Regions from separate parts of the Homo sapiens genome. Here all the other regions are linked to region 2. Evidence: chromatin loops called from intact Hi-C (ENCODE). Cell type or tissue: ascending aorta. All regions are shown on one strand.

Evidence for each region. A loop is a pair of places that touch in the nucleus more often than their neighbours do. Peaks named below come from ENCODE experiments on the same cell type or tissue, not always from the same donor. Only the 100,000 strongest peaks of a DNase experiment are listed, where the experiment ranks them.
Region 1: it touches region 2 in a loop (2.3-fold over the local background); 2 of 110 quality-filtered maps call a loop at or near these places.
Region 3: a loop joins it to region 2, with 4 times the contacts of the local background. A loop is called at or near these places in 4 of 110 quality-filtered maps.

Annotation. Positions count from the first base shown.
Region 1 is chr11:12,452,882-12,460,881 of GRCh38, reverse strand. The region is part of intron 1 of PARVA (parvin alpha); the gene reads right to left. Among named protein-coding and RNA genes, the nearest start is that of PARVA, 79 kb to the right of the region's middle. RefSeq lists an enhancer at 7,809-8,000. In ascending aorta, no CTCF peak of the experiment used is centred here; no DNase peak of the experiment used is centred here; H3K27ac peaks cover 3,925 bases.
Region 2 is chr11:12,374,692-12,382,691 of GRCh38, reverse strand. PARVA (parvin alpha) reads right to left here and starts at 5,121. Exons shown (of 13, transcript NM_018222.5): 1 at 4,909-5,121. The coding sequence starts at 5,044. In ascending aorta, a CTCF peak has its summit at 4,421; DNase peaks (open chromatin) are centred at 4,481, 4,861 and 5,051; H3K4me3 peaks cover 2,557 bases; H3K27ac peaks cover 2,526 bases.
Region 3 is chr11:12,427,657-12,435,656 of GRCh38, reverse strand. The region is part of intron 1 of PARVA (parvin alpha); the gene reads right to left. Among named protein-coding and RNA genes, the nearest start is that of PARVA, 54 kb to the right of the region's middle. In ascending aorta, no CTCF peak of the experiment used is centred here; DNase peaks (open chromatin) are centred at 187, 1,946 and 4,596; H3K4me3 peaks cover 2,419 bases; H3K27ac peaks cover 5,890 bases.

The DNA of each region.
Region 1 (8,000 bases), 78 kb before region 2:
CAAAGGCACCTGGTGAAGCCTTGTCATCTCACTGGCCTTCGTCTTCATGCATCACCTGAGTTAAGTTTCCTCTCTTCATCTCATTCTCTGTGGCTCTTTGACCTTCATGTCTATATCCTTCTTATTTATGAATCCTGAACAGCCAGTCATTTATTTTTGCAGTGGCTCAGTGCTGCTTAAAAAGTGCCACATCAACTACTAGTCCACTGAATTCCTAAGAGGTAACCTTGGAAACAGCTCTCAGTGGGGCTAGTAAGCAAACAGACATGCTGTGTTCTGGTTGGATCGATTTGCTGGTGAGTTAATTCTGGGTTTGTCTGAAGAGTCGGTGGTTTACCCTGAAGAGCACTGTTTGTGGAAACTCTCTCCTGTCATCGATGATGATGATGGTGAGGGCACACACATTGTATGTCCCTTGTATCAGGTGCATCGATATAACACTTGGTTTTTTACATGTATTAACTCATATAATCTTTGCAACAATCCAATGAGTAGGTACTATTATTATCCTCATTTTACAGATGAGGAAAATGAGGCCCAGAGAGGTTATATAATCTGAACAAGGCCACACAGCTAGAAAGTGGAGCCAAGGTTTGATCCTGAGCCAGCTGGCTGCAGAGCTCTCACATCCTTAACACTATGCTATATGTTGTCCCAGTTTTATGTAGCAACATTTGCTTTCTATACGAAAATGTTTCGTCCATTAGGTTAGGCAGAGGAAGTGCTCCCCAAACACAATGCATATCTCTAAAAAAGGCCTGAAAATACATATCACACCATTTTTGCAAACCACATTTGTTGTGAAGGCATGGGAACACAGTCACTTCTGCATTCCCACGTAAAGCCAGGAGAAAATTTAATGGAGAATAATCTTGCATAAGCTAAGCCCTAGGGGTTGCCTGGTCATTCTATGGAGGCTCAGCCCCTGCAAGGACAGATTAAAAAGGAGGTGATATTTGAGCAGTGTTTTTGTTTGTTTTAAATAATGGTTGATTTTTTTTCTGACTATAAAAGAAAAACATGCTCTTTAAGATAACTTGGAAAATATTTTTAAAAAGAGAAAATAATCCTACTGCTTAAACTCTGTTACATGTTATATTTTCTCACAAGTGTGTCTATGTTTTATATATAGTTTCAAAACATACTGGGTTCTATAGCCTGCTTTTTTCATGTCATATAATCTTGTTATATTTCTATATGCCATAAAAATATCACTTTAAGTGGCTTCTCAATCTGTATTGAAGGTACACACCGTACATAACCATTCCGTAACTGTTGAACGTTTAGGTAGTTTCCAGTTTTTGGAAGGGGACAGTTGGGTCATTTCCCAGCTATGAAGGGTGAGTGGGTGCTCACAGGCAGACCAGCAAGGAATGTGGGGCCTCTGGGAACTCGTGCACAGTTCTATATGAGAGTTAGGGCACACGCTATTTTCTTTCTTCTTCTTTTTTCTTTCTTCTCTTTTTCTTTTTTTTTTGAGACAGGGTCTCTCTCTGTTACCCAAGCTGGCGTGCAGTAATATGATCACAGCTCACTGCAGCCTTGACCTCCTGGGCTTAAGTGATCTTCCCACCTTAACCTCCTGAGTAGCTGGGACTATAGGCATATTCCACCATGCCCAGCTAATTTTTGTATTTTTTGTTGTGGAGACAGGGTTTCACCATGTTGCCCAGGCTGGTCTCGAACCCCTGGGCCCAAAAATGCTGGGATTACAGGCTCAAGCCACCATGCCCAGCTGGCACAGGCTATATCCTTTCTCTTTCATGGGTAAGGAAGCCAACATCCGGAAAACTTCAGGGACTTCCCTGAAAAGATCCCTAACAGGATGATCCTAACAGTGAGTTGTCTCCTTTCTCCAATGTCTTAGTTTGGAGTTGCTTGAAAGCAGGAAAGAAATCCCAGGAAAGGAAAGAAGAACAAAGAAAGTATGACAGACCCAAGAAGAGACAATAAAGGTGAGTTTCTGAGCTGGTCATGTGGGGGTAACTGGGGCTTAATCCCTACTGGGGCTCTCTGAGAAACTGCAGAAAGTGTCTCAAGGCGACTTTCCCACTAGTTGAGGTTACCCCCAGGGAGTTCTCTCTCTCCACACTTCCAGGCTGTGCAGAGTGCAGGCTGAGGGGGCTTCAGAAGCCAAAGCCTTGAGACAGAAAAGGGGAGGTGTGAGAAGCTGCCACCCTGGGCTGCCACAGAGGGGGTAGGATGTGGGGTGCACAAGCATCTGCTGTGCCCACCCAGAGAACTGGGGGCCAGAGTCTTTCTCCCCTTTCCCCAGGAGAGAAATCACAGGAAACTGGTGGGGAGTTAGTATATTTTTAGGAGCAAATCCGGGAACAGAACATGCTCTTTTCCTCCAAGGAAGAAGCAACCAAGAATGAGCAGGTTGCAGAATCCTGTTCCTCATATATGACACTAGGCCAATGCCATGCAAAAACAGCATTTCCTCAGTCCCAACTCTATGGCAAGCCCATGCTGCTGAGATGATCAGGATGTCAGTCCTGTCCCTAGCCTGGCTCAGGTCTGGTCTGAGAAAATGCAGGCCATGCTGGCTGGGCAGCTCACTCTCAGTAGGGTATGACACTGTCCTGAGAAAACTCCTGGGGCCAGGCCCTGCGCCGAGGACTGTCCATTCATTATTTCATGCTTTACGACTCTTCTGGGAAGAGACACCTTCCTGGGAACGGGGCTGAAGTTTTGGAGCTTGTGCGTCATGTTAATACAATCGTGATCACAGCACTGGGGAAAGCCAGTGACCCCTTCATCTGATGGAATGGGGACTTGGAAAATGTACTCATTCCTTTCCTCCCAGTCTTACAGAATGATTGAGTACCTACTGTATGCCACACACTATTCTAGGAAAGAATGAACCCTGGCCCCAGGAGCTCACAGTCACACATGACCCCAGTCTCAGTGGGCTGAGGGCCGACTCTGGTCTAGCTCCAGTGGTGAAGGAGCACCCCTAGGTGAGCCTCACACTGCCAGGGGGGACCAGGGAGGGCTTCATGGCAAAGGCAGTGCCAGACCCTTTTGTGGACAGATCTCTACTCTTCTATCTCACTCACCACAGTTTGCAATTGTGCATATCTGAAGGACAACCTGTCTCCCCCCACTATTTTGAGTGGTCCAAGAGGACTGAGGCTTTGTGCACCACTGTCCTGCCAGGACCTGACACACAACACATGCTAAATACATATTTACTGAATGGATGAGTGGTCTGTTGATGCTGGCCCTGAGCAGTCTTCCCCTTCCAGCCCAAATACACAGCTCTCCCTTCTACACCAGAGCCAGGACGTTAATCATCAGAGGGTCTGGGCTTTAAGAAAAGAAGCTGGAATGGGGAAGGCTGAGGAACTGAGGCAGCAATGGAGGAAGCAGAGAGGGTGAGCAAGTGCTGGTTCTGAGAGGAGGGGTTCAGGACACTGACTGTGAAGCATTTTTGCTTATAACTTAGGCCTCTTTAGCATGAATGACTAAGCCCTGTCAGCAACTGGAAATCCATGGACTACTGCATTGGAAACAGCAAAACATTGCCAGTCACTGTGCAGCACAGACCCATTGCAGCACCCTGATTTTTTTTTCCTAAACCAACAATTCATGTTGACAGCAAATCTGTACAGAGAACCTATTAAAAGAAATTGTAGTAAATCGAAGATGCTTTAACTGCCTGTCTGACGTTCTGCTGATTGCATGCCTGACACTTCCACTATAGCTTCCTTTTGTACAACCTTCCATTTGATTCGATTCAATGGATAATTATTCAGTCTTGACTGTGGGCAAGGCAATGTGATGAGAGCCTCATTCCAGTTGCATCTTCTAGGCATAATTTAGCTCGTACACAAAAATAAACACGCACAATATAAGCATAGAGTGGCAAAGGCCATAAGAAACTATAAAAACCATTTCAAAGAAGATAACATTTTACCCATGTGAGCAAGTGTGGGGTAGCTGGTACAGACTCATTCATTTAAATGTGCATTTGACAGCATTGCTGACCAATGTTCCCAGGTCAGGCCCTGTGCTGTGTCCTGGGGTAAAAGGGATGAGTAAGAACCAGCCCCAGAGTACAGCATAGTACTCTATGGGAGCCTGGGGATATCACTTAAGTCATCTGAAAGTGGAAATCAGGGAGGGCCTCAAGAGGGAGGACATGCTTCAGTTGCTTCTTAAAGGGGATTAGGAGTTCACCAGGTGAAGAGGGAACAAGACATACAAAAGGGCTGGAGACATGAGAACAGGGAACATTTTTGGGAAGGTTTGCTGGAGGGTAATGGAACTGTGGAGTGCCCTTAGAGAGTTAAGTCAGGGCCATACAAGCCAGAACATACCAAGTATGAGTTTAATCCTGAAAGCAATGGGGAGCCACAAGATACAAGCAGAGTTTTGCAAGTCTGTAGGATGGCTGGGAACAGGTTCCCTAATGGATCCATTCAAGCAGAAGTCTTCATAGGATGTACACTACCCTGATGATACAGTTTGAATTAGCCTGGGCTCTGTAGAAAGGTAGATCTTGGATTAATCCCAGCTCTGACTATTACTTAACTTGTTCCCCCTCTAAAGTGGGAATCATGATACTTAGCTCACAGGTTTATAATGAAGCGTAGATGACATGGCACATACGAAATGCCCAGCACAGTAGTGCATGCCTTCGTAAGCATCCTCTAACTCTTGGTTTACCCTTTCCCTGCCTTTTCTCAGTACATGCCAACAACGCATACATACTGGGAGGGAGGGAAGGACTGCCCAGTGATGACCTAGTGGAATAAGAATGACTTGGCAAGCCAGCAGAGCTCAAAAACAAAACTGGAGGAGACTTTAAGAAATTATCATCTATCTCCTTGTCTTGGGTTTCAAACAGATGCAAAGAGACAGCAAGGTGAAAAAGGGACTAGAAAAGCCCCACACAATGCTTCATGACATTGAAGGACATTTTGGAACAGGTGGCATGGTGAAAGTACCCAGGCAGACTGGAGAAGGAATATTTTACAGGTGTTAATGGAGTCTGGAAGCTGGACACTTGAGGAAAGATGAAGATGGTATGGTGATGGCCTGGGGGCTGTAATGGGTGGTGGTGCTGATAGTGGAAACTGTGTTGAGATGAAGTTTCAGAGGTGGCAAGAAGCAGAAAAAAAATGGTGCTCAATTCTCACAGCACCTGGACTGTGGTCTCTAAATAAATATGAATGCTATTACCCACTAAAAGCAATCAGAGCTCCTTGGAGAAATGGCTGATTTTAGATCTAAAAATATATAGAACAAAAAATAGATGAGAAGAGCCTGGAACTAGAAACCAGTAAGCAATAGATTTCTACTAGATAGGGTTGTATCAAAGAGGCTTCCAATGGCCAAGGACAGAAAAATTTGAGCATCAATAAGGATATCAGCAATGGACCAAAACACATCAAAAATATTTAAATCCATGAGTTAATAATGACACTAGAAAAACAATATATAACACATTGCTACTCACCTCTGGAGGATGCTAGGAAACCCACTCATTTTGAAAACTGGTAAATAAAGGGAAATAATCTAACATTTATCCTGTTTTTCTAAATCGAAATGTATCTCTGGCTGGTCAAATACTTAATGAGGAAATGTTTAATGAATGAGAGTATTACCACTTGGAAATCCCTAATGGATTAATTATCTAGGCAATGATCATCAATAGCTCCTAACATCACAAAAAGAGAGACAACCAGAAGTAATGCTTCCCCATCTTCCCTGAAGAGACACACCACCATCAGTCCTATATCTACCCATCAGTTTTTGGGAAATGCAGGGGTCAGGGGAACATGACACCATCAAGATACAAGTAGCAAAGTCTAGACTGTGGAAAACTCTACAGGTTTCTTTAATAAATATATTTTATGACAGGATGTCCACCAGCTGCAGTGCATGGGCCTTATTTCAATCTTGATTCTAACAAACCAGAAAAACAATAAATAATAAGTTGGGCATGTGACTCATGCCTGATGAAACAATCAAAACTATGAGACTGAATAGCTGAACATGTTAAGGAATTATTAATTTTTTTACATGAATATAGTTGTGTTTTTTAAAAAGGATCCTTATTTTTAAGAGCTATAAATATATATGCTAAAATGATATATCTGGTAACCACTTCAAAATAATAAAATAATCTTCCAGCAGGGGCAGAGGGTCAGATGGGAAGTGTGAATGAAGCCAAGATTGGCCATGGATTGATCATTGTTGGCTGCTGGGTGCATTGGTAGTGTATTACACTATCTACCTTTGTAATTGTTAGAAGTTTTCCACAGTCAGAAGTTCTTCTTCTTTTTTTTTTTTTTAAATGATACTTTAGAACTGGATTGCGGGGGTAAAGCAGAAGTGACACACAGGCTTGTTTTGTAACATAAGGAGGCAGATCAAAGCAAGAAGCTTTTCAGACTCAGAATAATGTCCATCTGAAAAAAATATTCAACTAATGTAGCAAGCACAGATTACTATATTTAATATATAATGACTTTACTGTCAAAATCCATAATGAAAGTCTATCAAAGCCCCTAAGGAAAGTCAACAAATTACATTAAGTGGCAATTTGTGTAAAGAAAAAAATTATACTATTTAGTCAATATTGGAGAAAATATCCATCTTCACTGGTCTCCACTGAAATGTAGGTGAAACAGTGAAAGGGCTCTTTTCTATGAGTAGCAGCCCAGGGTCCTCTCACCACCTTCTTCCCTTCATATCTGCTCCGCCCACTTCCTGGATCCAAGGGCAAACACCAGCTCTGCTGAGGAGCCTCCAGGGGTTGCTTGTGACCTCTGGATCCCTCAAAGTCTCCTGTTTTCCCCCCAAGTTACTGTCTTCTCTGGCTGTGACCTTCAATACAAATGCCTTCCTGGAAGGGGCAAAGGAGTGGATTTGTGGTTTATACATTCATCCGTTAGGAAGGGGCTGCTAATCTGTGATGACAGCACAAAGGACCCCAGGGAGATGCTGTGTCCCCCACAATACGTCTTCAGGGGAACCAAGAGGGCTCGCTCACCATGGCCATCCCTTGGGCTCCACTGTGGCTGAAGGTTGCTTAGAGCCACCCTTTTTATTCCTTTATTAGTTATGTGTGTTTTCAGAACCCAATCAATGAGCCCAAACCAATGTAACCTTTAACCTGTCAAAATCTACAGGGAGGCATTTCAGCTCAGCCATCAACCCAAACATATGAATTTTCAAAACCATGTTTAACCTATGGGTGGAAGCCGAATGGAAAATCTTGCCAAAAACTTATGTGCACATCAATAAAACCCACCTCAGTTTCTGTTTTAATCTATTTATTCCAAACTATGTGGGAGAATTGGAAAGGCCTATTAGCCTTCACTGATTAGGAGCTCTTACAGTAAGATACTTGTACTTTTCCTATTACCGTCACTAATCAGAATGACAACACCCTCTCTACTCCAGCTATGGAGTGGAGCTCACTGTCAGGTCTTAGGAAAAGCAAGTAGCAGGCTCACAGCTCACAAAGGCCCAAAGCTTCTTTGTATTGTTTCAGAATCCTACCATTATGTAGGAGCACAGAACAGCAAGCAGTAAACTTAGGTAGAGCTTTTCTTCCGCAAGTCCTTTACTCCTTCATTTCTTTGTTCATCTTCACCCCTTCCCTCCTATCTCTAAATATCAGACACCCCCACCTACCCCCCATAGCTACCTCTAACAACAGAGCCACAATAAGGCAGGTCAGGATGATATAAAAACCCTTCAAATGCAAGAGGAGGAGCACTCACCATCTCAACTCAAACCCCAGAGACGAGCTGGGAGGTGGCCAGGGCGCCCCCCCAACAAAGAATCGCTCCCACCACAGCACGTTCAACTTTGTCCAGGCTCTGACCTACCTTGAGGGCAAAGTGCCCCGCAGCCCATGGTCTAGGATTTCATGGCAATCATGGCATCTTCTGCCCAGAGCTGACCCCCTCCCTGTGGTTTCTACCCTTCTGCTTTCAGACCAACTGGAGGTCTGTGAAGCTATAGGATCTTCTCAAATG
Region 2 (8,000 bases):
CCCTTGTTCTCTCTTGGACTCTAACACTGTTTTTTCTTATGAAAACACAGGAGTGATGACTAGTTGAGTGCATTCTTATGAGACTCATAGTCATTCTATGATGTAGTTTTCCTTAGGAGGACATTTTTTACATGAAATTATTAACCTAAATAGAGTTGATCCTTGAACAACACAGGTTTGAACTGCGAGGGTCCACTTATATGCAAATTTTTTCAATAACTATATGGGAAAATATTTTTGGAGATCTGTGACAATTAGAAAAACCTTGAGATGAACCATGTAGCCTAGAAATATTAAAAAAAAAAAAAAAGAAAAAGTTACTCATGTCACAAATGCATAAAATATACATCAATACTTGTCTGCCTTCTCATTTACTACCATAAAATATAAACAAATCTATTACAAACAGTTAGAACTTATCGAAATGTCAAAATGTACACATACACACAAGAACTGTGCGTGATGCCATCTGCAGATGAGAGAAATGTAAACGTAAAGATTAAATCCTCACTGCACGAAATGAACTGTAGTACATACTGTACCACTGTAATAATTTCACAGCTACCTCCTGTTGCTATTGTGGTGAGCTCAAGCGCTGCAAGTATCTGCTTAAAACACCTTGTGACGCTAATCATCTCCACGTGAACAGTTCATCTCTCCAGTAAATTGTGTACCGCAGTTAAAAGTGATCTCTTGAGGTTCTCGCATATTTTTCATGCTTAGTGAAATACCATAAACCTTGACTAACACCATGGGACTCTAACAAAGTGCCACTAGAGATGCTGGAAGTACTCCCAAGTATCAGAGAAAAGTCATGACATTATAAGAAAAGTTGAATTGCTTGATGTGTACCATAGGTTGAGGTGTGCAGCTGTGGTTACCTACCATTTCAGTCAGACAATGTAAACTTACAGTATCAGTAATGCAGCACAGTTTTGCAAACGTATTTTCTCTTCCTTATGATTTTCTTTATAACATTTTCTTTTCTCCAGTTTGTTTATTGTTAAGTATACAGTATACAATACAAAATATGTGTTGATTGACCATTATCAGTAAGGCTTCTGGTCAACGGTAGGCTATTAGCAGTTAAGTTTGTGGGGAGTTAAAAACTATACACAGATTTTTGACTGTACAGGGGGTCAATGTCCATAACCCCCACATAGTTCAAGGGTCAACTATATTCTAACAAGTATTATATCTTTCCATTTGTTGTGTCCTACAGTGGGACATAGCAGGTACCAAATGAATGAATGGGAGTCCTTGGGCCTCGGAGAATGCTACACCAAAGCACTGAGATAATCTGTGGACAGACTGATGGCAGTGATCTTGAGGAATGAAGAATGAGAGGTTCAAGAACACCAAAGAGAAAGTTGAAGAAGGCAGATTCTACAGAGCACAAAGCTGTGAGCTTATCCAGGATGCAGAGCAAGATCCGGCCTTATTATTACTGAAGTGATGGTTAATGGGGCCCCACACCTACTAACCATCACTTCAGCACTGATCATTGAGATCCAGCACATACTCACTAAGGACAGTCATTTCAAACCAACCCACTGCCTTCTTTGCCTGGGCTTGCAGAAATACCATATGCCGCAGCAAGCAGCTGGAGCTGGGTGGTGGCTGGCCCTTCAGAAGACGTTCTGTGTTCTTCCATTCATCCATTTACAGCCCCTGGATTAGTTGACAGACTGAATGAAGGAATCAGGACTTTACAGTGAAATATAACAGGGATGAAAATAAGATCTTACACTTGGTTTCAAAAACCCAACTGAGTAAATCCAAGATAGGGAAGGCTGTGATTTAGGAGCAACAAATATAAAAATGTCTTTGAGTAAGCTGATAGCAAGCTCAATGAGAGATCACAGTGCGACGTGGCTGGCAGAATAGTTAGAGGCAACCTTAGCTGCATTAAAAGAACATTGTGTCTGTGCTAGAATAAGGGAGATGACAGTCCTAATCTGGGGTGGCTGGCTTGCACTACAACTGTACTATGGTGACTTCTGGAGAGCTCACTTCGAGCGGGTCTGGTAACAGGTTGATCTGCTAGGTATTCTCCATTTCCACCGTCCCCACTGTGATCTATTCTCTGCACTGCTCTGTGCCCTATGGACGCTGCCCCTATCTATTGCAGATCCCTTGCTCTGATGGCTTCCCACTGGGTTCAGCACCAGTAGGTGATGCACGGGCAAGAAGACAGAGAACATGCAGAATGTGCATTTATTGTGCCACTCTCTCCTTGCTCTGTCTGCATATTTCGGACAGTAGCTGCATCCCTCTATGACTATAGTTCCAGTCCAGCAGCCCCTCGTCCATAACCCCAGCTTGTAATAGGTTCCAATTTGCTTCCCTTGTCCCTCAGGCCTCGGAGTGATTAAGAGCTTCCTCCTGTTGCTAGCCCCTAGGGACCTCAGCATCCCTTCTTAGTTCCCTTAACCCTGCCCACAGCTCTGTCAATAGCCCTTTCACTAAATTATTTTCAAAATCTCAACTAAATTGGCCTTCTTTTTCCTGCAGGGACCCTGTCTGAAACTAAAGAGACAGGATGCAAAAGTCCTTAAAATTATGTCTGTGAGGAATAGAGGATGTTGGGCCTGGTGGAGAGAAGACTCTAGAAAGCAGGATAGCCTACTTCAGCAAGGTAGTAATAAAAGGCCACCCCAGACTCATTCTCTGGCTCTACCAACAGTGATAGGTACAGAGAGATAAATTTCTACAGAGTAGGTAAAGATGGTTATCCTGGTAGGTCATGAGCTTCAATATTTCTCAGTTGCCCCATCTTAAACTGGATGAGACTATGTCAGGAATGCTGCAAGGAAGAAGTTAGAAACATGGTCTAGAAAAGAGCTTCCCAAGCCAGGGTTTCATGATTTGCCACCAACTGTACACTACTCGATGGGTTACCAAAATAACCAATGTGGGGAAACTTTTGTATGTTTTTGCTGCTTCTCGTTTCAATCTAGGGAATAGAAGTCTAGTTCTTCATCAAGTCTGATAATCCTCAGCGCTGAAGATGTTTTTATACTTTAAGATGACTTACAAACATGAAAATTTCACACAGCATCACAGCTTTCAAAAGGTTATTTCTAATTCATGGAGCAATCTATTAAAAACATTTTTTAGGGGGGAAGAGAAGTTGATTAATGGTTACAAATATACCATTTGATATAAGAAGACCTAGTGTTAGATTGGTAAACTAACTATATTTTACAATAACCTCTTGTATATTTCAAAATATCTAGAATTCCAGTGGTCTAGCATAGAGAAAAGACAAATCTTTAACGTGATGGATATCCCAAGTACAGTGATTTTGTCCGAGGCATGTGAACCAGAGCAACTCCATCTTGAATGGGGCCAGGTAAAACAAGGCTGAGTGAGACCTACTGGGCTGCATTCCCAGAAGGTTAAGGCATTCTAACTTACAGGATGAGATAGGATGTGGGCACAAGATACAGGTCATAAAGACCTTGCTGATAAAACAGGTCGCAGTAAAGAAGTCGGCTAAAACCCACCAAAACCAAAATGGCGACAAGAGTGACCTCTGGTCGTCCTCACTGATACACTCCCAGCAGCGCCAGGACAGTTTACACATGCCACGGCAACGTCCGGAAGTTACCCTATATGGTCTAAAAAGAGGAGACATGAATAATCCACCCCTTGTTTAGCATACCATCAAGAAATAACCATAAAAATGGGCAACCAGCAGCCCCAGGCTGCTCTGTCTATGGAGTGGCCATTCTTTTATTCCTCTACTTTCTTAATAAACTTGCTTTCACTTTACTGTGTGGACTCACCCTGAATTCTTTCTTGCGTGAGATCCAAGAACCCTCTCTTGGGGTCTGGACTGGGACCCCTTTCCTGTGCAATTTGATCTTTACAAATTATATGAATGTATTACATTATCACATGTGCCCCAGAACTATGTACATCATGCATCAACTAAAAAATGTTTAAAACAAAAATGTTTAACTCAGCAACTTCTATCTACACACCAGTCACCACAGTGCTTCTTGAGAACTGCCACCTCGTTTTCAAACCAAAAACCAGGACGCAAAATCTGTGCATGGGAAAAAAAAATATTTTACATGCAAACTACCCTGAAAAAAAAAAAAAAAAAAAAGAATAAGGTCGCCTCAATTCACTCTGGTGGGGAAAAAACAAAGGTTTTTACGAAAGCCCTGAATGCCTGAGTTCACAGCAGGCCCATGACGAAGTTTGTGTCTCACGCAGGTTTTCTCCTTTGGTGGGAGTTTATTGTGTATTACACCGAGGGCACGCTAGGTTTGCCAGTTTTTCGCTCATTCATTCAACAAACACTCGATGTCCACCTACTCCATTAACAGAGCCCTTCTCAGCCCTCGGGATGGACAAAAGATCCCGAAGAGGCCAAAGCCACGACGCCGCTGCCAGAGGACGTCAGCAGGTCCAGGAAACGACCTGATTTTAAGGACCAATGAAGGCAACGAGTAAGAGCGACGGCGCCCAGGAAAGCTGCAGCGGAAACTTGGGAAATGCCAGCCTTCGGGCGCAGAGGGCGGGGCAGGGCCTACTGGATCGCACTGTCTGCGGGCTGGGGCCCCGCCTGGGCTCCGGTCCCGCCGCCTCCGGCCGCCAAGCGGCGCCCGCCCACGGCCCGGCGGGGGCGTTGGCCTGGTCCCCGGCCCAGGAGGGCAGCGCCCGGGCGACCGCGAGCGGGCGGGGTGGCCTCGATGGCCCGCGAGCCCCGGGCTCAGTGTGGGGTGCGCGTCGCTCCTGCCCGACGTACCCGGGAAGCGCGCGCACGCATCGCCGCGCGCCCCACCGCGCCGGGCACCCGCGGCGCGCTCCCGCCCGGTCCCAGTGCCCCGGCCCCTCGGCCCCTACGGCACCCCCGGCTCCTACCGCCCGCCCGGCCGGCCTGGCCGCACTCACCCTCCTTGGCTTTCTTCCTCCGGGCCAGGGTCCCTCCGAGTTTCCCCAAGAAGGAATCATCTTTCTTGCGGGACGGGGGCGACTTGGGAGTGGGAGACTTGGGGACAGAAGGCGACTTCTGCGGGGAGGTGGCCATGGCGCGGCGCAGGCTGCCGCGGGCCGGTCGGGACGCGGAGCTGGCGCTGGGCGGACGCAGCGGGCGGCGGCGGGACTGAGGCTGCGGCTTTCCAAACGGAAGCGGAATTATTCCAAGCATTTGAGGCAGCTCACGCTCGCCTTTCCCTTCCCTCGCTCCCTCCCTCGCTCCCTCCCTCGCGCCGCCCTCTGCCCTGGAAGGAGCTGCGCTCCCGGGGCCGCGCCTTGCGCCCCTGGGTTGCCCCAAGCAGGGAGGATGCCCCAAAACTGCCCCTTGCAGGACAGGAGGACGTGTGTGCCCAGGTTGGGAGCGGTCGAGCCGGAAAGCTTCATTTACCCAGGCTCTGTCCCCACCACACAGCCTGGCGCAAAACACATCTGAGAACCAACCCAACCCTGCTACTCTCCCGGGGTCTTCCAGCCGGCGGCTGGTGAGCTCGCTCTGCCCCAGCACTACTGCCTGTGGGGTTATCAGGCCCACGTCTTGCGCCCACAAGACTGCAGCTCCTGGAAGAAATTATTGCAGTGAACCAAAATGTGTCCAGGCCCCACCAAAGTGGGCAGAACCAATCACTCCTGAACCTATCCATGACCGTCAACCTCCTCGTCTCTACTCCCATCCAAGACTGAGAAGCTTGGAGTGCACAAGGGTAAAGCCGAGGCTTCTTATTCTTGTAAGACATCCGTGTTTCCAGCAGCTTATACAAAGGAAGATCCCACGTGGTGGTGGAAACATGAATGGGAAAAGCACAACCATGAGCTCCTACAGGACTTCCCGCAAAATTTATCCTGCCTAAATAAAAGCAAGAGAGTGACAACCAGACTCATTTGAGATAACAGGGGAGTCATACAAAGCACAGTGTTTGAAGGACTCATACTGGAAATGATTAAAAGGCACGTGTTATTGAGCTTACCCATCTCAAGTTCTCACTCTGGCTCTTTGTCCTTCTGTCTGTCTCTCACACACAGACTCACAGCACCTTGGCAACTGTGTTTCCTCCTTGTGGCCCCTTCTAGGCCACAGCTGATTGAACCTGGGTGAACACCTAATCCAAAGGGCGCTACTGCTTTACTGAAGAGCAGACGATCAGCTGGCCCCAGTTAAGACTGCACTAAGCTGGAGAGACTGTTGTCAGAAGTTGTGCTCGTGACTGATGATCATTCGCAATCAAAACTAGGGTGGCTGTTTCTAGCCACGTGCATGCTGAGGAGTAGGGAAACCAAAGAATGGAGCAAAGAAGTGTGCTCAAGAAGCCACGTGGTCTGAGTAATGGAAACCGTGGGGAGTAGCTGCTTGGACCTTGAATCTTTTCCCAGACCCCACTTGCACTTCCTGCCAGGGCCAGCTGTGCTTCTTCCCAGGAGATGTTACTCAGCCTTTTATTAACCCATCCACAGTTCCTTAAACTAAATAAAGTGACAAGCAACAGTTTCTGAGTAGAACTAAAATTTAACAAAAAGATAGTCAACAGATTCTCAACACCGTATAGGTTCATTTTATCTTAAGAGTCTTAATTTTACCTTTTTTAAAAAAAAAAAAAATCTGCTTTAGTTGGTGCCTCTTACTTAACAGCAGAAAAGTCATGATGTCTGCTAGCCTGGGAAGATTACTACAACTCCTCCTAGACAATAAATCTTAAAGGGATGGTGAGAAGCCAAAATATAAGTGTGTTTTGATTACATCATTAATCATTTTTGTTCAGGATATCAGATATAGGACATCTCCAAAAGCGTATCTCCAGCCCCGAGAGCTCTTGTCAGGGAATTAAGAGACACGTAGCTCAATAGCGGTGTGATCTTGGAAAGGTTTACTCCCTTTTCTGAGTCTCCATTTCCTCATCTACAAAATGAAATGGTTGGCACAGAACAGTGGTTTTCAAACTCGATCGTGCATCACAGTCGCTTAGAAGTTTGTTGCATTCACAGGCCCCATCTCCAGAAATTCTGATTCAGTCGATCTCAGGTGAAACCAAGGGATAGGTGTTTTTTAAACAGACTACATCAGGTGATTTCGATGTATTAATAGCTGATTCACACCCTGATGTCTTGCCATTTAGGGCTACTTTCAGCTCTTAACAGTCTGTGGTTCTTTATTCTTTCAAAAATTGCTAATATCTGTATGCAAGGCTTAGTCCTAAATGTGCCATAATCAAAATTACCCATGGAGATTCCTTCAGTTGCCCATGCATGCTTTTGCATATATAATACTCCTCAGTAATTGTTATGTTCGTTAAACTTGGAAAACCACTGAGCAAGGCTAAAAGGAGGAGTAAAGTCTTGATTGTTGAATGCTAGCTCCCAGAAAATATCAGCAAAATAAGCTGTGGAAGAAGGCAAAGCTGAATTTTTTGTACACCATGATAAGGAGAGCCCTGCCTTGGCAGAGTCTCAGTAGCATCTTGGAGTAGGGGAAGGGATATTTATAAGGTTTTGGAATCTTGATGAAGACAGGCCTTCCAGTGGGATGGTGCTTGATTAAGTTTGACTAAGGATCATGATATAATAGATAAGGACTGGTAGACCCTAGGCAAAGCTTTCCAAGAGTCTTGGAGAGTAAATAGTCTTTTTAATGCTATCTATTGAAAAGTCTAATGGGTTTATGTTCATTTCAATGAGATTTGGTGGGGAGTTCTTGAAAAGAACAAGAAAGTTATTCATAGCTTTTTATCTTCCTGGGCAAGAAATTTTTGGAAGACAGGGGAACGATAAAGTCCTGTTAATGTATGCAGTAACCTGCATTGGTGGGAATGGTTGCCAGGGTCTCAATATTATGCTGATACCTTGTTATTCAAGCATTTCTACTGGTAAGATCATTATCAATCTTTCTGGAAAGGCCAGTGGGAATGGGTGGTGAATTATAAATCAGTGCTACTCACAGTGTAGTCTGCAAACCAGTATTGATCTGGATACCATTATTAGCTGCCAAGACCAGCTTGGTCGGGGAGACCCTAACCCAG
Region 3 (8,000 bases), 53 kb before region 2:
TGGAAGCTCTTCTCCAGAGTTTAGGAACCACCCACTCATCATTCCTTATGACCTATGAGAGTTTGTACACTCAACATGCAGCTCAAACCCCCCTGTAATTCCACGGGTTTGGCTATTTGGAGCATCAAACACAAGCACTTGCTATCATGACAAAAACAAGAACTCTTCGGTCCTGGGACTTAGAAATAGACCGGAAGCTCTGTCACCCATCTGTGTGTTTCACATCTCATCTGTGTTGAATGACAGGGATATTTTCAGAAGCAGCTTTGGAATGGTCAACCCTCTGTACTTTTCCCCATGTTCTGGAATCAGGATCTTGGCTGGAGTGACAGGAGAAGGGGAAAAGGATGGGAACTAAGGGAGGAATAATTTTTAAGAAGAAAAGGGAGAGTCAGTGGGGAAAATGGAACAAGTGATCAGAGAGAGGGGGGAGCCTTGAGCAACACCTGTCACAGCTGAGGAAGAGGAGAGCTTCAAGAAGCAGGCAGCTGAAGAGAGAGATCAAGTAAGATTAGGAAAGAAAGTCTGGAAATTGGGAAGTCCCAGGTAAACTTTGCCAGAACAGTTTCAATGGGTGTACAAGTCAGACGGCAGTTTGGTGTATGAATAGAAGCAAAAAAGCAGCACCTTATCTATACGTGAGTTTTCAAGACATTTGGTGAATACGGGCAGGAAAGAAGCTGATTGAGAAGGGACTGGTGTGTGGGGTGGCGGACTGAGGACTGGGGTTATGTTAGAAGCTGGGGGTTTGTAACCAAGTCACTTAGGCAGACTAAGTGATTATCTTCAGACCTGGAGCAGGCTCGGTAAAAATGCCTTCTGGGTTGATTCAAGTTGGGGACTGCTCAGTTTGAGCAGTAAGAACAAAAGGGGTTGGGGATTGGCAGTGGGGGCCACTGAGGATGCTGTGAGTGTGGCTAGAATAATCAACAGATAACCAGGCTGGGTTGGGAGGGTCTGGAAGGATAGAGGCCCAGAAGCTAGAGGCTGAGAGCAAGTCTTCATGGGAGTTACAGAGTAGAAGAGACCAGGAGGTGGAGGACTGTGGTCAAGAAGGGGAAGCCCAGAGGGCACTATGTGTTCAGACATAGAATGATCCAAGCCATGAACCATGGGAGCAAAGTCACATGGTTGGGGGCTGTGACAGCCAGAAAAGCTGAGGAGGAACTCCAAGGCTGGGAGACAGGTCAGGAGGGAGGCTGTTAAACTCACCCGGGAAAGAGAAGGCCTGTTTGATAGGGACCAAGCGCCAGAGTCCCTGGTAAGTACGAAAAGTACTGGGGGTCCCAGCAGGCGGGACCTGCAGCTGAGATAGCCATCAAAGCAGTGGGAATGCAGAATTTATCCACACTTCTCAGGCTGCAAAATGCCACTCACTGCTCTCCCTCAGGGAGCGCAGGGCTGCAAAACTCCTCGGTGTCAGTATGTGGGCCTTGCCCCCCACTGCCTTTCAAAACAGGATGGAAAAACTGCTTACGTGGTATGATATTTTAACCAGAGGGCACTTGGAAAATCAGAATTTGAAGGTAGCCTGCACACAAGTCCTAAGGCCAACCTTGGATTTATGAACACGTAGAACATAGTGCTCGCGGTGCTCAGACCTGAGCCATCGAGGTAAGGCAAGCTCATTCTCGGCCAGCCTCACATTTTTCTCCTTATTTTTATCTGTGGGATCAGGCGTGTTGGAGAGAAACAGAGAGGCCTGGTAACAACAGCTTCCCCGTCATTCTTGGTTACTTACATCTGTGGTCAATTTTCCACACTTTATTCCATAAAAGGTAAAGGAGGCACGGTACTTGCAACAGGATAATCTAAACAATATGAACCATGTTACTGTTAAAGACCATCTGGCTGATCACGCCCAGGCCCAGACTTTTAACTCCTTGAGGTAAGAAAGATGCCAAACCCAGAGAGGCCGGGGCCTTTTTCGGGGCTCTTACTCCAAGTCTTTTCCTCCCTCTTCAAGTCAGTTAAAACAACAACCTCTAAGGTCTCTGCCAATCCTAATATTCTCTCTGATTCTAGGCCGGCTGCCGGTGAAACTGCAAGCTTTGTGAATGAGCAACTTGCAAAGTGCTTCTATGAAATGCCTCTTTTATTTCTCTTTAAAAGGAAACATTAGAAGCTTAAAAAAACAAAAAACAAAAAACAAAACAAAACAGAACAAACCTTCCACACAACCCAAACTGAAATACTCTCAAGTGCTGGGGTTGCTTCCTTCATTGCTGATTCTCTCACTTAAAACTAAGGTATCATTTACATAATTTTAATTTTAAGAAGCAGCTGATACCAGTGAAGAACCAGTGAAGCCCATGCTTTGCTTTTATTTGGGCTTACACATTTTGTGGCCATCTGTTATCCAAGAAAGTTGCAAACTCAAATAAGAGATGGGAAAACTGTAAATCAGATGGTGTTTTTCATCCTTTGGGTGGGGAGCTAATGATAAAAGATTCCGGGAAAGTTTCAGCTGGGTAAGGTCGTCGCAAAAATGAAACTTGGCCTCCCTTGTGAGGTGCAGCCTTTCCACCTGCAGAAGGAATTTAGCATTTGACCTAGAGGTTCGGGTGTATTTTATTCTTCAAATAGGTCATTAAGAACTCTAGCTTTTCCTAGCTTCTTCTATGGGTATTAAAACGATTCAAAACAATTCAATTTAATATACCTTTTAATTTTTTAAATCGTGTCTGGCAACATTCCATCAAGGAAGCATCTTTCAGTACCACGGCTACGACAGAGCCCTCATTTCTAGCCACCATCTCCTTTGGGTGTAACCACAGGACCTAAGCAATCAGTTTTCTGGGAATGGATTTTCAGAGGTCATGATAGAAAACAGGTTCAAATACAATGGCTATGCCTGGCTTCAACAATGCAGCACCAACTGTGCTAGAACAGCTCTCCACTTTTTAAAATATTCTCGAAAATCTTGATACAGAAAAAAATGACGCAAGAGCCTAAATAACGTACACATGACAGAACGTGGTTCTTTGTCAAATTACTTTAACTTGCACAGGCCCAGATAAGCAGTTATTTTTTGGTTTGGTTTGGTTCTGTTGACTTGCCAAACAAACTTCAACATCCTTGTTTCTTGCCCCATCCACCTTGCAAGTTACCTCTTTGGATTCACAAAGACAAGAGGTGAACGGTTAACGGCAGAGCCATTGGGAGACAAAGCATCATATCCCATGATCATAAATCTCTTTCAAGGCAAGTTAAACTAAATTCTACAGCTCCCAAATTCAGCATTCATCTTCAATTAGATAAAATGACATTCACATCTATTTGTACTCTCTCCATTTCCCAACACATTTATCTCATGAAATAAAAACTGAAAGATACTACTGTCCTAAACATGCACATTATTTTCAAAAAGAGTTAATGAATCAGGCTAATTTAATAGGCCTTTTATTGGAATTCACTTTTAATATAAATTCTTTAACATGTGTGAGCAATATTTTTCAAGAGACAGGTGAGAAAGAAAATGAGGAAAAAAGAGTCACTACTCAACTATAGTAGTAATTTCCCAACCCAAAGCAAAGTAGGAAAAATTTTACGTTAATTGTAAAAAGAATTTTATTTTGATTTTATAATCAGATATTGGGCATATTATAGCTCCTTTGCAGAGCTCTTCCCTTTTGGAGAAAGGAGTTTCATTTCGTTTATGATTCTGATTCAATGGACAAGCAACCCCAGTGTAAACTAGTATCCTCACCTCTGTGAGGACCAAGGCTGCAGCCAGAGTAAGAAAGTTGGGAATTTCCAACAACTGCTAGATTCAAATGGTTGCTTAGATTTAGAAGCCACAGAACGAGATGAGAAAAAAGTCCCAAAGGGCAAGCAAGGCAGTGTGGCTAAGTGTTGATGGTGGCAAAAAGAGTAACATGAGTGAAGGAAGTTGGCAGGGAGTGGGGGGCCCATGGTGGCACTGGCCTCAGGGCCATGCAGATACAGGCATAAGGCCCAGCTGAGCACAGGGTCTGCATTTAGATGGTCCAATAGATGGTTAGGCCCTAGCATGGGACAGGTGGCCTTTCAGGTCAGGTGAGAGCACACAGGTCCTTTAACCCATTTAAAAGACCTAGGGTGTGGGAATGAATGAGTGAAGCCATCTGGGAACATGTCAGGACTGAAAATGTGGGGCAAGAACTTCAGAGAAGGGGCCTTGGGTTCTGCAGACTCTTGCCTCATTCTAAGCTGCTAAGTTCTTCTCTATTGAAAAACCAAAAATCAGATGGGTCCCACAGCCACGTGGTGGGCCTGAGCCTCCTGGTTTGGATTGCAGGCAGGGGCTGAATGCACAGGGTGTTAAGTGGCTCAAGGCCAAGATTGAAAGAATGGACGCAGGGGTGACAGATATGTAACAATGCGTAACATCCAGGCACTATCCAGTCTGATACCACAGCAGGGTCTGGAAGCACTTGCTGTTGCTAGATTATGGGAGGGTCTGGCAGGCCCCAGTGGGGACAAGGCTGCCTACACAGGATGGGAAACACTGGCAGGGGTATTGGGGGATCAGCTATTTATCAACCACTGCTAAAATAAACTGCTGTGAGTCAGCCCTGGGAGCAGGGGCAGACAGGTTATTCCCGCCTTCCAGTTGGCACTCTGTCCACATCTGTGTGAAAGGGATATTGCTTAAGAAAGGAAAATAAGGCTGAGGGTGGAGCCAGGAGGAGCTTGTTTTTGTCAAATTTCTCGAACATTTGCTTTGCTGGTTAGCACAAACAAAAGCTTGTGCTTTTGCGATTAGGAATCGTGTCTCTTTGTTGTTGTGGCATGGTTGAGGGAAAAGAAAGTCCTAGACTTCTCCGCCCTGTCAAGCACGTTTGGATTTCTTTTAGGAGGTGAGATCAGGAGGGAACTTTTGAACACTTTAGAGTAACTAATTTGACAGCTGCCCAAGTGATATGTCTATAACTATCCTCTATTATAGCCAGGCATGGGCCCTCTTTCTTATTCCTTTTTTTAAGATATAAGGGAAAATAAGGGTGAGATGGAAAGGTCTTAGTAAATGCATTAAACGTCATGATTCATGTGAGTAATAAGGCTTAGGCAAGATCCATGTCAAACCCCCCACAGCATCTTGGTATGAGATTCAGGAAAGAAAGGAGCCTCTGTGTGTGGGTTTTCTGCTGGAGGCAGTGTGAGCAACAAAGACCTGTGTGTCCAGGAGGGGCAAGGTGACGAAAGGTACTCACTCACCCAAAGAGGAGACTTTTACCCTCGTTAGGAAAGAGGGCAATGGGTGTGTTGGAACTGGCTCCTACCAGCTCTCAAATGTTAAATTTTCAGGGATTCAGGGAGCCAGTTGTTAAATACAGTTATTATTAAAATTTAAAATACAAAGTTGCAATTAAGTAAATTATACTGAGAAAGGTAATACTCACAACTCATCACTTATATTGATGATCTACGTTCTTGAGATGATGTTCTGCATCTATATGGCAGAAGTACTACTACACAATGGTGTGCTGCTCTTCCCAATTCCATGTTCAGGGATACCACAAAATTGGCCCTAGTGGGGGTATTTACTTCTTGGAAATCAACCAACATTGCAAATCAGGGTTTGATTTCTCATTCTGTTGATTATCTAGACTTAAGAAAATGATGAAGGAATGTCAATGATGCAGATTAAACTTAAAGGGAGTCTGTAAAATTTAAAAGTGTCTGTAGTCATTATATCATGAATAACATTAAAAAAAGGAAAATATTCTTCCAGTATTTAAAACTGTTATACGATCAGCAAAGAAGGTGCTCATGCCATTGGTGAATGAAGTTATACTCAGTACTGAAGCTGAAAGAGGTTTCAGTTTATCCCAGTTATGCCTAGTGTTCCATTATTGGAACGCTAAGCTTGTGGGAGTTATTTATATCCTACTGCTCAAGGTCATCGCCAAGGTCTGATTTTTCACAAAAAAATTTGCAACCACCGGCATAAATGGGTTAATAGATACAAAGATGAAAAATAGTTTAGTGATCACATGTCAGATTTAATGACAATAAATTTATTGGGAAAAGGTTAGTGGACTGATGAAATTCCACGCATCAAATCATGGCTAACCATAGGTTAGCTATGGCTACAAGAGCTCAAAGTATCAAAAGTATTCTGTGAGAATGGATTGGCTATATGGAATTTACAATAAACAGTGTTGATATTTTATTATTATTTGTAAACTGTGTGCTATACATCCTTTATATCAGTGAAGTTTATAATTAACTTATATATGCATTTGTACACACACTTTTTACTGGAAAGCTGGTTGTTAAACATTTACCAACGTGCAACTTATTGAGGGTGCTGCAAATGCAGGCCTCGGGGAGGGGTTTGTTCTCCCTATTTCTCACTGCTAAAGGGCTAAAGGGTTAGTACTTCTTTTAAAACTTTGAGCCAGGCATGGTGGCTCATGCCTATAATCCCAGGGAGGCAGAGGTGGGAGGACTGTTTGAGGCGAGGAGTTCAAGACCAGTCTGGGCAATGAAGTGAGACCCTGTCTCTACCAAAAATTAAAAAATTAACTGGGCATGGTGATGTGCACCTGTGGTCCCAGCTACTTGGGAAGAAGCTGGGGCAGGAGGATCACGTGAGCCCAGGAGGTCGAGGCTGCAGTGAGCTATGATCGCACTGCTGCACTCCAGCCTAGGCAACAGAGAGAGACTGTGTCTCAAACAAAACAAACAAAAACTCTGAACCTGATTTGATTCTAGATTAATAATACACATCATGCTTTTACCAACCCACACAATTTACCCTTCCCCCAAATTCCTGAAGCTCCTTCTGTTTTTATTCACTTAGCAAATGATACCCCTGTATTGGCTTTTCAATTTATAACATTTTAAATTTATGTTCCTTCTCGTTTTAGACAAAGGTCAGTCTCAGAAGCTTTCTCCGAGCCTTTGAAAGGTGCCTGCGTGGGGTGAGCACCAAAAAATTGTATTTGCTCCGCTAGTCAATTGGCCAACTTACCATCTCGACCTCTGCACCCGACACTGAGCCAAATCAGGGATTCAGACACGCATGAATATCTCATCATGATGGAGATGATGGTAATGCCATGATGGCCAGAGTTTACTGAGGACCAAATAGGTGCCAGATACTATGCCAGGGACTCTGCATATACTATCTAGATACAGCGGTATCTGTGAACATGTGGCTAACTGGTCAAAGATAGTGACTTGAGACTGGGTCTTGGTCATCTCAGTCCTCAGGCCCCAGCCCTGTCCTGGCTTAGTAATGTTGAAGCATACATGTCTGCATGAATGATTGAGTGCCCTACTGTTAGCATTTAGTTATAGATCTGCTGTGTCTTCTCTTCTTTCCTCTTACTTTCCTTCCTTCCCTCCTTTCATATGAGAGACTCTATATGGAAAAGGAAGCTGAAGTGGCCTGCACACGATATAGAAAAACCATATTACTTTCCTAAGACTGGTAATCCGGCAATACCTAATGCAGCACATGGCTAGAGACTCCACATTTGCCCAACTTCTCTGCTCATCATTTGCCACTGTTCTGTAAATTTCCCAGTCCCCTCACAGAAAGCACATGGCACCATTTAAAATGGCTGCTCACTCTCTAAGGGAGGTCTCACAGGCTGGTAGTGAGCCCTGTCCCAATAGTGAAGTTCTCCACAAATGGGGAGACTTCTCCCAGGAGGAGGGGAGGCCTGGAGATGGGCATGCAGTGGGCAATGTCAGCTGCCCTCCAGGTTCTGCTGCCCTTTTCCGCCCTGGTCAGTATACAAGCTTCGGGGACACACGCCTGGACCAGAAGCAGTTGTGTTACCTAGAAATCGGGAACAGGCTTCCTCATCTCTCAGTTTGAGAACCTGAGGGCAACTGACTTCTAACCACTGTCATTCACCTTTTCTCAAGAGAGTAAAAGTTAGGAACATAGCAGCTGTATTTGATGTTTTTACCTAAAGCTTACAACTTCAATTTGCCAACAGATAACTTCATTCTGACCTTATTCAACCCTGCTGATGACCCATAAGACAAAAGTTTCAAGA